2 separate regions of the Homo sapiens genome follow, and region 1 is linked to region 2. A link is an interaction called in ENCODE POLR2A ChIA-PET data of the cell type or tissue named here. Cell type or tissue: Caco-2. All regions are shown on one strand. Links, peaks and the distances in the headings refer to the core of each region. The heading gives the core; the rest is flanking DNA.

What was found. Peaks named below come from ENCODE experiments on the same cell type or tissue, not always from the same donor. Only the 100,000 strongest peaks of a DNase experiment are listed, where the experiment ranks them.
Region 1: POLR2A ChIA-PET joins it to region 2 with 8 read pairs; 1 of 35 experiments calls an interaction of 5 or more read pairs at or near these places.

Annotation. Positions count from the first base shown.
Region 1 is chr16:20,575-25,947 of GRCh38, forward strand. It overlaps WASIR2 (WASH and IL9R antisense RNA 2), which reads left to right and starts at 2,342. Exons shown (of 2, transcript NR_130735.1): 1 at 2,342-2,511; 2 at 3,672-4,540. In Caco-2, for the core only: no CTCF peak of the experiment used is centred there; a DNase peak (open chromatin) is centred at 2,554; H3K4me3 peaks cover 276 bases.
Region 2 is chr16:647,050-652,422 of GRCh38, forward strand. It overlaps MCRIP2 (MAPK regulated corepressor interacting protein 2), which reads left to right. Exons shown (of 5, transcript NM_138418.4): 3 at 368-495; 4 at 734-835; 5 at 1,071-1,425. The coding sequence ends at 1,141. It overlaps WDR90 (WD repeat domain 90), which reads left to right and starts at 2,316. Exons shown (of 41, transcript NM_145294.5): 1 at 2,316-2,377; 2 at 2,714-2,805; 3 at 2,942-3,118; 4 at 3,205-3,313; 5 at 3,490-3,660; 6 at 3,946-4,054; 7 at 4,150-4,217; 8 at 4,595-4,698; 9 at 4,778-4,990. The coding sequence starts at 2,368. It overlaps LOC105371038 (a long non-coding RNA gene), which reads right to left and starts at 2,264. Exons shown (of 2, transcript NR_135177.1): 1 at 1,906-2,264; 2 at 1,409-1,566. RefSeq lists enhancers at 881-930, 2,353-3,175 and silencers at 2,351-2,450, 2,561-2,690. In Caco-2, for the core only: no CTCF peak of the experiment used is centred there; a DNase peak (open chromatin) is centred at 2,212; H3K4me3 peaks cover 2,180 bases.

The sequences.
Region 1 (5,373 bases), core at 183-5,182, 630 kb before region 2:
GTACCTCCCAGATAGGCTACCCGGGGGTCAGGGACCCACTTGAGGAGGCAGTTTGTCTGTTCTCAGATCTCAAACTCCGTGCTTGGAGAACCACTACTCTCTTCAAAGCTGTCAGACAGGGACATTTAAGTCTGCAGAGATTTCTGTTGCCTTTTGTTCGACTATGCCCTGCCCCCAGAAGTGGAGTCTACAGAGGCAGGCAGGCCTCCTTGAGCTGTGGTGGGTTCCACCCAGTTCAAGCTTCCCAGCCACTTTGTTTACCTACTCAAGCCTCAGCAATGGCGGGCACCCCTCCACCAGCCTTGCTGCCACCTTGCAGTTCAATCTCAGACTGCTGTGCTAGCAATGAGCGAGGCTCCGTGGGTGTGGGACCCTCCGAGCCAGGCGTGGGATATAATCTCCTGGTGTGCGGTTTGCTAAGACCGTTGGAAAAGCGCAGTATTAGGGTGGGAGTGACCCTATTTTCCAGGTGCCATCTGTCACAGCTTCCCTTGGCTAGGAAAGGGAATTCCCTGACCCCTTGTGCTTCCCGGGTGAGGCGATGTCTCGCCCTGCTTCGGCTCAAGCTTGGTGGGCTGCACCCACTGTCTGACAAGCCCCAGTGAGATGAACCCAGTACCACAGTTGGAAATGCAGAAATCACCCATCTTCTGCGTCACTCAGGCTGGGAGCTGTAGACTGGAGCTGTTCCTATTCCATGTCTTTATCTTTTAATTGGGTTGTTTTTCTTCTTGTTGAGTATTAGAATGTCTTTGTATATTTTGCATGCAAGTCTTTTTTTCAGGCTTGTTTTATAAATATTTTCTCTCAGTGTGTGCCTTATTTTTTGATTCTCTTAGCAGGATATTTCACAGAGTAGTCATTTTAAATTTTAATGATGTCCAAATTATCATTTTTTTTCTTTTATGGACTGGCTTTTGGTATTGTATCTAAGAACTCATCACCAACCCAAAGTCACGTGGATTTTCTTCTATAAAACTTTTACAATTTTATATTTGATCATTTAAGGCTACAGACTATCTTGAGTGATTTTTTGGGGGTGAGCTATGAAGTTTTTGTCCACATTCAGTGTTTTCCGTATGGTTTCCGATTGTCTATTGCCATTTGTGGAACAGACTTTTCTTTCCCCAGTGAATTGCTTTTGCCCCTTTGACAAAATCAATTGAATGTATTTACTCGGGTTTTTTGGGTTCTGTATTGTGTTCTGTTGAGCTGTTTGTCCATTCCTTCACCAATATCACTCTCTTCATTGCTTTAGCTTTGTGGTAAAGCTAACAATAATGAGTGTACTGCTCCTAAACAAGGAGTATCTGCATTTATTTAATATTTTTTATTCTTCTCAACCGTGATCTAAAGTTTTCTGAATGCATATTTGTATGTATTTTGTTAGATTTATACCTAATAAATTAAATTTTGGGAATGCTATTGTAAATGGTATTTTTTTCAAATTTCAAGTTCAAATTATTCCTATACATTATTGCTGATGATAGAAAGAAAATCAGGCAGTGTGTGGTGGCTCACGCCCGTAATCCTAGCACTTTGGGAGGCCTAGTTGGGAGGATCATTTGAGCTTGGGAGTTCTAGACCAGCCTGGGCAACATAGTTAGACCTGCCCCGCCCATAAAAAATAAAATAATAAATAAAGGAAAATCAGGTGGTGCCGGACACAGTTGTTCACACCTGTAATCCCAGTGTGTTGGGAGGCTGAGGCTGGAGAATTTCTTGAACCCGGGAGCTGGAGGCTGAACTCGGGAGCTGTGATTACACCACTGCACTTCAGCATGGGTGACAGAGCGAGACCCTGTCTCTTAAAGAGAAAAGAAAGAAAATCAATTAAGTTTTGCCTACTGGCCATCTTTTTTTTGAGATGGAGTTTGGCTCTGTCACCCAGGTTGGAGTGCAGTGACATGATCTTGGCTCACTGCAACCTGCGCCTCCTGGGTTCGAGCAATCCTCCTGCCTCAGCCTCCTGAGTAGCTGGGATTACAGGCACGTGCCGCCATGCCCAGCTAATTTTTGTATTTTTAGTATAGACGCGGTTTCACCATGTTAGCCAGGCTGGTCTCAAACTCTGGACCTGAAGTAATCCGCCCGCTTCAGCCTCCCAAAATGCTGGGATTACAGGCATGAACTGGCCATCTTCTTTGCTTCCTTGCTCCATGAGTTCCGATCAAGGCATGGGATGGTGGGCTCCATTTCAGTCGTAATTTCCAAAATCCACAGCCTGGAAAAATCTAGACGCTGATTTTCAGAGACTCCCCATGGCTGCCGCAAGGGGGCGCATGGCCCCTGGCAACTCGGGGCGCCGTGCACGCACCGCGTCTCATCCACACAGCGGCAGTCACTTTGCGGCCACTATGAGGACTGAGCTTCCTCTCCCCAGGACCCGCATGGGAGAGACCGCGGCTTCGAGACACCTGGGGACACCTGGGGACACCTGGGGCGGCGTCCGCGGTGAGGACTGGGAGACGCTGCTGCATCTCCGGGACACCACTTGGGGCCGAGGCCAAGGTGAGGAAAAGGCTTCCCGCCCCCGCTGTGAGTGTGGCGGAGCGAGCGCGGCTGCATTTCCCGTCGTGCACTTTGTAGCAGGACCTCACTTTGTAGGAGATTCCCCTTCATGGAGGCTTGGGCGGGTCACCCCCAGTGCAGGCCAAGATGCAGGTTACGGATGTGAGTTTCTTTCTGGGAAGAGACCCTGGTACCGGGAGAGGAGGAAGAACGCGGAGACGCTGTCGGGAGATCAGCCTGAGGCCGAGGAAACAGGCCCCTGGGATCAGTGCTGGATGTTTGTTTTTGATTTTGTTTTTTGCTTTTTGTTTTTTTTTTTTTTTTTTTTTTTTTGGAGACGGCGTCTCGCTCTGTCACCCAGGCTGGAGTGCAGTGGCGCAATCTCCGCTGACTGCAACCTCTGCCTCCATGGTTCAAGCGATTCTCCTACCTCAGCCTCCCAAAGCTGGCACTACAGGAGCAGGCCACCATGTCCAGCTAATTTTTATATGTTTTGTAGAGACGGGGTTTCACCACGTTGAGCAGGATGATCTCAATCTCCTGACCTCGTGATCTGCCCGCCTCGGCCTCCCAAAGTGCTGGGATTACAGGTGTGAGCCACCATGCCCTGCCCTCTTTCTTTTTGAGAGGAAGCCTCACTCTGTCGACTAGGATGGAGTGCAGGTGTGCAATCTCTGCTCACTGCAACCTCCGCTTCCTGGGCTCAAGCGATTCTCCTCCCTCAGCCTCCCAAGTAGCTGGGACTACATACAGTTGTGCGCCACGGCGCCCAGCTAATTTTTTTTTTTTTTTTTTTTTTTGTATTTTTAGTAGAGACGGGGGTTTCACCATGTTGGCCAGGTTGGTCTCGAACTCACTGAGCTCAAGTGATCCTCCTGCCTCGGCCTCCTAAAGTGCTGGGATTACAGGCGTGAACTGGCCATCTTCTTTGCTTGCTGTCTCCATGGGTTTCGATCGGGGCACGGGATGGTGGGCTCCATGTCAGTTGAAATTTCCAAAATCACGGCATGGAAAAATCCAAACGCTAATTTTCAGGGATTCTCCACGGCTGCCATTAGGGGGCCCGGCCAAACCCGGAGCGCCACAGTAGAACTGCGTCTGATCCGTACAGCGGCATCCCTGGGTGTGAGGACTGTGAGGACGGAGTTTTCTCTCCTCAGGACCCACCCAGGAGGGGCCATGGCTTCGAGACACCTGAGGACACCTGGGGCCACGTCCGCGATGAGGACATCTCTGGGACACCTGGGGCTGCATCTCCGGGACACCTGGGGCTGACCCTGGTACGGGGAAAGGAGGAGGAACACAGAGACGCCCTCGTGAGGTCGGGGACCAGCAGGCACCACAGTCTAAGGCCAATGAAACAGGCGCCCCTAGATGAGTGCTCGGTGTTTGTTTTGTTTTGTTTTCTTTTGAGAAGGAGTTTCGCTCTTGCTCCCCAGGCTGGAGTGCGATGTCGCGATCTCGACTCACTGCAACCTCTGCCTCCCGGGTTCAAGCGATTCTCCTGCCTCAGCCTCCCGAGTAGCTGGGATTACAGTCATGCGCCATCACGCCCGGCTAATTTTGTAGTTTTAGTAGAGACGGTGTTTCTCCATGTTGATCAGGCTGGTCTCGAACTCCTGATCTCAGGTGATCCACCCACCTCGGCCTCCCAAAGTGCTGGAATTACAGGCGTGACCCACTGGGCCCGGCCAGTGCTTTGTGTTTTAAGGCTCTTTTGTTAACGCAGTGGAAACAACACAGGAAATGGAAAAGCAGGCACATTATCATTCTCAGGCCACTGCATTTAGCCTGGGCGACAGAGCGAGACCTTGTCTCAAAAAACAAAAACAAATGAAAACAAAAACAAACCATTTTGTGTGTCTAATGGAAGTGACCTCGTCAACAACAGTCTTTTGTTGAGAAAGTCTGTTTAATTGGCAGTGTATTTGTAATGGTACATAAAATGACGTCTGCTTTATAAGCATTCTCATTCCTATATTAGATGAAATGTATTAACTATATCAAGCTTTGATATTATACCATAAAATTACTTGAAGAAAGTCACTACTCTTTTTTTTCCTTTACCTTGACCATTTTAAATAAAATCATATTTCATTAAGGTTAGTTAATACTGAGCTGTAAATATGTATGGTCCTGGGGTCTTTTCTTTCTTTTTTCCTTTTTTTTTTTTTTTTTTTGAAACGGAGTCTCGCTCTGTCTCCCAGGCTGGAGTGCAGTGGCGCAATCTCGGCTCACCGCAACCTCCACCTCCTGGGTTTGAGCAATTCTCTGCCTCAGCCTCCTAAGTAGCTGGGATTATAGTCACTTACCACCATGCCTGGCTAATTTTTTTTTTTTATATATTTTTAGTAGAGATGGGGTTTCACCATCTTGGCCAGGCTGGTATTGAACTCCTGACCTTGTGGTCCACCCACCTCGGCCTCCCAAAGTGCTGGGATTACAGACATGCGCCACTGCTCCTGGCCTCTTTTCTTTTTTTGACATGGAGTCTCACTTTGTTGCCCAGGCTGGAGTGCAGTGGCGTGATCTCGGCTCACTGCAACCTCTGCCTCCCGGATTCAAGTGATTCTCCTACTTCAGCCTCCCGAGTACCTGGGATTACAGGCCTGAACAACCATGCCCAGCTAATTATTTTTGTATTTTTCATAGAGATGATAGGGTTTTGCCATGTTGCCCAGACTGGTCTCAAACTTCTGGGCTCAAGCAGTCTGCTTGCCTCAGCCTCTCAAAGTGCTGGGATTACAGGCATGAGCCACCATGCCAGGCCTGTCTCATTCCAATAAGGAATTATTAGCTTTTTCTGAGCACCACTGTGTGCAGGTGTCTTGCTCAGGTGAACTCACAGCAGTCTGCTAGGTA
Region 2 (5,373 bases), core at 120-5,119:
CAGAATCTGGGCTGCTGATGGGATGCAGGTGGCAGCATGGGCACCTGCAAGACCCTCGGGGAGGGGTACTGAGTGGGGCCCGACCAAAGGTTTGGGACACTCTAAGACTGAGGCCCCCACCCTACAGTCACTCACTTCCCTCAGGACACAGGGCTGCAGGTGTGAGCTGAGCTGCCGATGGCTTGGGGACTGCAAGAGAGGCCTGGGCCACCGGCTGCTGTGGGTGGCTGCTCTCTCTGGTTCAGGAAGTGCCTAGGCTGGCCAAGTCTGGGGAAAGTGGGCTGGCCCGGGGCTGCTCCTGAGTTCTGCCAGGCAGCACCGCACCTGGGATGGGCACCAACCATGTCCGTCTCCTCCCTTCCTGCAGTCCAGGGCCAAGGCTTGTGTTCAATCGTGTGAATGGCCGGCGGGCCCCCTCCACGTCCCCATCCTTCGAGGGGACCCAGGAGACCTACACAGTGGCCCACGAGGAGAATGTCCGCTTTGTGTCCGAAGGTAGCGAGCGGGGCCAGAGGGTGCGGCATAGGCTGCTGGGTCGCAAAACCATGGACCCGGGATGGCCCCACTTCAAGCTGACCCACAGCCGCTGCATGGCTGTGCTTTTCCTTGGCACTCTGCCCTTGTGTCCTGTGACCAGCCCTGTGTGGGGCTGGAGTCCAGGGTGACCATCAGGCCCTGGGTGGGCGATGGGGTGCCTGGGACCTGGCTCAGCCCGACTGCCCTCCTCCCACAGCCTGGCAGCAGGTGCAACAGCAGCTGGATGGTGGCCCAGCCGGTGAGGGCGGGCCAAGGCCTGTGCAGTACGTGGAGAGGACCCCCAATCCCCGGCTGCAGAGTGAGCCCCCCAACCCTGTCCCCCCAGGAGAGACCCCCCAGCCCCTCTGATCCTGACCCAGGCCCTGCCAGGTTCCCACCCCAGGGGATGAGGGAGGGGACTCTTGTGCAGAAACCCCTTCTTCCCAGCGCCTGCCGCACTCGGAGTCCGGGTGAGCGGCTTGTGGTTAGCTCCAGGGGAGACTTGCCGGCTGGCCTGGGAGGCAGCATCACTGCCCAGCCTTCTCTGCCCACAGACTTTGTGCCCATTGACCTAGACGAGTGGTGGGCGCAGCAGTTCCTGGCGAGAATCACCAGCTGTTCCTAGTGGCTGCTGGGAGGGGGCGCTGCTACACGGCCGACCTGTCGCCAGGAGAGAAGCATGGCGCCCTGCCCACCCACTGCGCCTGGCTGGGTGCCGGCCACACCTGAAGTGCCAGCATTTGGACTTTTGCACCTTTTTTTCCCTTGGCCCGGCTGTCCCAACCAAGCTGCCATGGCCAAGGGCCGAACCCGTCTGACCTCAGCCCTGCTCACTGTGCCCAGGGACCAGCGACCAGCCCCTGGGGCTGGCAGGGAGGAGCTCCAGGCTAATAAAGTGGAGAAACTGTCTTTTTGGAGTGTCTTTGACTTGGGAGGGTGTAGGGGGGGTTCTCATGTCCAGTTCCAGTCCACAGCCTGGGACGCCAGGCCCAGCACAAACTCCCCTTGTAGCCCTGTTCCTTCAAGCCGTTAGCTTCTCACCCAGCTGCCCTGCGACAGGTAGGAGGGACGTTAGCCAGCCCACCTTGCTTGGAAGTCTGGGGACCCCACTTGGTTCCTCTTTCCTCTCCCGTTGGCGTTGACTGGGACCGAAGCCGAGACTCAAGGCCTAAAGACATTAAATGGCCCCGGAGTGCAGTCCACCACCCCCCACTACCGGCACTGGGGCTGTGTCTCAGAACGCCAGGTCCCATTCTGAATCCGCCGGGCCCGGCCGCAGGACACTGGGCGAAGGAGTACGTGGGGAACCTGATAGGACGAACGTGGGAACCAGCCCCTCCGCGGGCGCCCGCACTACCTTCCCTGATGGACGGGGATGACCCAGCCCACCTGAGTCAGGACCCAGGGTACCCAGGTGTGGAGCAGGGGCCTCTGGACGGCGAGAGAGCGGCAGGGTGAGGCCCGGCCGTCCGTGGCATGGCCAGGCCTCAGCGCGACCTCGCCTCGCTGCTTGCATGCGGCGGGAGCCCCGGCCGGCCGAGGCGCTGACAGGTGGGCGCGGCGGAGGATCCGCAACCGGCGCGGGCTTCGAAGCCGGTCGGGCTAACAGGGGGCTGCCTTGGGAGGCCCGCGGGGCAAAGGGCAGCGGGATTCGCGGCTGGAGCAACCCTGGAGGCCGCTGACGTGAGCGGGGTACTCCCACCGGGGAGGTCACGTGGCCAGGGCGCCGCCATGACGGCGGAAGTAATGGCGGAAGTGGCACCGTTGCCAGGCAGCCGTTGCCTGGCGTCGCGGGGCGTACTCTGCGCTGGGCGCGCGGAGGCCTAGGCGGGAAGCTCGAGCGGCGGCGCCATGGCCCGAGGTAGCGCGCGGCTGGCGGGGGTCCCGAGGATCCCGGGTTCCGGGGTTCCGGGGTCCAGGGTCGGCGGCCGGAGCGCTCAGGGCCCCCGCCTAGGCCCTGAGGCCAGAGTCCCCGCTCAGGCAGGGTCCCGTCTGCCGGGCGCCCACCCTCGGGCTCCCGGAGCTTGGCTTCCCTCGGGCGCCCGGCCTCGTCCCGCCAGCCTAGCTGGCGTTGGCGTCGCCGGGGAAGGCGCGGAGAGCCCCGGCTCCTGCCTGGTCCCCGAGGCCCGGCCCAGCCCCGCAGTGGCCCCGGCTCGCGTGGCCGAGTCCCCTGACGCCCGGCGCCCGCTCCCCGCAGCGTGGCAGCACCCGTTCCTCAACGTCTTCAGACACTTCCGGGTGGACGAGTGGAAGCGCTCCGCCAAGCAGGGGGACGTGGCCGTGGTCACGGTAGGCGGCCGGGGGCTCGCCCGGAGCCCACACCCCTGCCCTGCCCCCAGGAGAGCTGCCCCGCCCCCGAGGGCCCCCTCGCCCCCGCTGCACTTCTTCTGGGTGCTGTCGGTGATGCGGGCTCCCGCTTCTCCAGGACAAGACCCTGAAGGGCGCCGTGTATCGCATTCGGGGCTCAGTCTCTGCCGCCAACTACATCCAGCTCCCTAAGAGCAGCACCCAGTCTCTGGGGCTGACGGGACGATACCTGTATGTGCTCTTTCGGCCCCTGCCCAGCAAGCACTTCGTCATCCACCTCGATGTGTCCTCCAAGGTACGGAGCCCGCGGCTGGGGGCTGCGTGGGAGCCCCGGCACCCCTGCGGCCCCTGTCTCCTCACGGCCCTGCTCCGTCCCCACAGGACAACCAAGTCATCCGTGTGTCTTTCTCCAACCTCTTCAAGGAGTTTAAGTCTACGGCCACGTGGCTCCAGTTTCCCTTGGTCCTGGAGGCCAGGACACCTCAGAGAGGTGACACCAAGATGGGGTGTGGATGATCCAGGACAGGTGGCTGGAGGGAGTTGGTGCAGGCCCAGTGAGGCTCCTCTGCGGCCTGGAGGACAACCTGGCGGGGGCACAAGCTCACAGTTCTGGGAGTCGCGGGCTGTCAGGAGGGTGGGCGCTGACCCTGAGTGCCCATCCTGCAGATCTGGTGGGTTTGGCCCCCTCCGGAGCCCGCTGGACCTGCCTGCAGCTCGATCTGCAGGACGTTCTCCTGGTCTACCTGAACCGGTGCTACGGCCATCTCAAGAGCATCAGGCTGTGCGCCAGCCTGCTGGTCAGGAACCTGTACACCAGTGACCTGTGCTTTGAGCCTGGTGAGGGCCGCACCTGCACTCCCCACTCCATATCTCACCCATGCTCTCAGCCCTGGAGAGGCCCAAGTCCAGGGTGCTTGGGAAAATACAGTGCTCGAGCTGTGCTGTCTCTGAGCTCTGGCCAGAACCCATCCCAGAGGCAGCCCTGGGGTCAGAACCCATCCCAGAGGCAGCCCTGGGGTGGGGCGGTGGCTGGGCTGGTGGCGTGGCAGTGCCTTGGCGGGTGCCCTGTGTTCAGGTGGCTAAACAGCCTCCCTTGACCTGGAACAACCCTGCTCCTTGTAGCCATCTCTGGGGCCCAGTGGGCAAAGCTGCCCGTGACTCCTATGCCTCGGGAAATGGCATTCCCTGTGCCCAAGGGAGAGAGCTGGCATGACCGCTACATCCACGTCCGGTGAGTGGTTCTGCTTCTTTCGAGGGAGGCCTCGGTGGTGGGAGGGTGGGTGGCCCTTGGGCCCCCAGACACTGACTCTCCCTCTGCCTGCCAAGGTTTCCAAGTGAGAGCTTGAAAGTGCCTTCCAAGCCGATTGAGAAGAGCTGTTCCCCTCCTGAGGCAGGTGGGTCTGGGGGGTCAGCGGGGACCCAGGTTAAGGCCTGTAGGGTGCGTGGGGCTCGGTAGGAGAGGGCAGGGCTGGGAAAGGACCCAGTGGTGTGCTGGCTGCAGCTGGTGCAGGGACCCAGGGAAGCCCGTAGGTTGTCCGAGTTCCCAGAACCACGAGGGTGGGAAGTCTGTGTGAGGGGTACCCGGGGGCCCCAAGCTTTCTAGCTGGAAGAGGAGACTTTCAGGGCCTAGGGTGGAAGTGGGGATACTGGCTGTGGGTCCTGCAGAGCCGGTGAGGCTGGGCCACTTGCTGCTGCCCTCCCCAGGCGTCACCCTCACCAGGCATCTGCACAGCTGGCCCCTGGGTCACTGGGGTTCTTTGCTCTGTTCTAGTCCTCCTGGGGCCGGGGCCACAGCCTCTCCCTTGCCCGGTGGCCTCCAGCAAACCTGTGCGGTTCAGTGTGTCTCCAGTGGTCCAGACGCCCAGCCCCACAGCCGTGAGTACCCCCTTCGCCCTATGAGATGGGGTTGGGGTGTGATGGCCCAGGACGCTGATGGGCACTTGTCCCCCAGCAGTCCGGCCGGGCCGCCTTGGCACCCAGGCCCTTCCCGGAGGTCAGCCTGTCCCAAGAGCGCTCAGACGCCTCCAACGCGGATGGCCCCGGTTTCCATAGCCTTGAGCCCTGGGCCCAGCTGGAGGCCTCTGACATCCACACGGCTGCTGCCGGCACCCACGTGTTGACTCACGAGTCGGCTGAGGTGCCCGTGGCCCGCACCGGCTCCTGCGAAGTGAGTGCCCATCCCACAGCAGGCGGGGCCTGGTGAGGTGTGGGCTGGGGCAGCTGGTAGCCCGCCCCGAGATGCATTCAGAACGGATGTGCCTCCAACGGTCTCCTCTTGTTCAGCCTCCTGGCAAGGAGCAGAGCTGGCGGGAGGCGGCTTTGGGGAAGAATCTCTGTCCACAAAGAGTAAGGCAGGGCTTCTGCTCACCCCCAATGCGTCAGCCCCAGGTGGTCTGTGGGGGACCCTCGAAGGTCTGGCAGTGCAACTGGAGTCCCAGCTTCCACCTTACCACAGCCAGCAGGAGCCACCCAGGACCAGGGCAGTCTTCTTGAGAGGCAGGACCCAGCTAGGGGTTGGCGGGGCTCGGAGTTGGTCGGGCATTCTGGGGA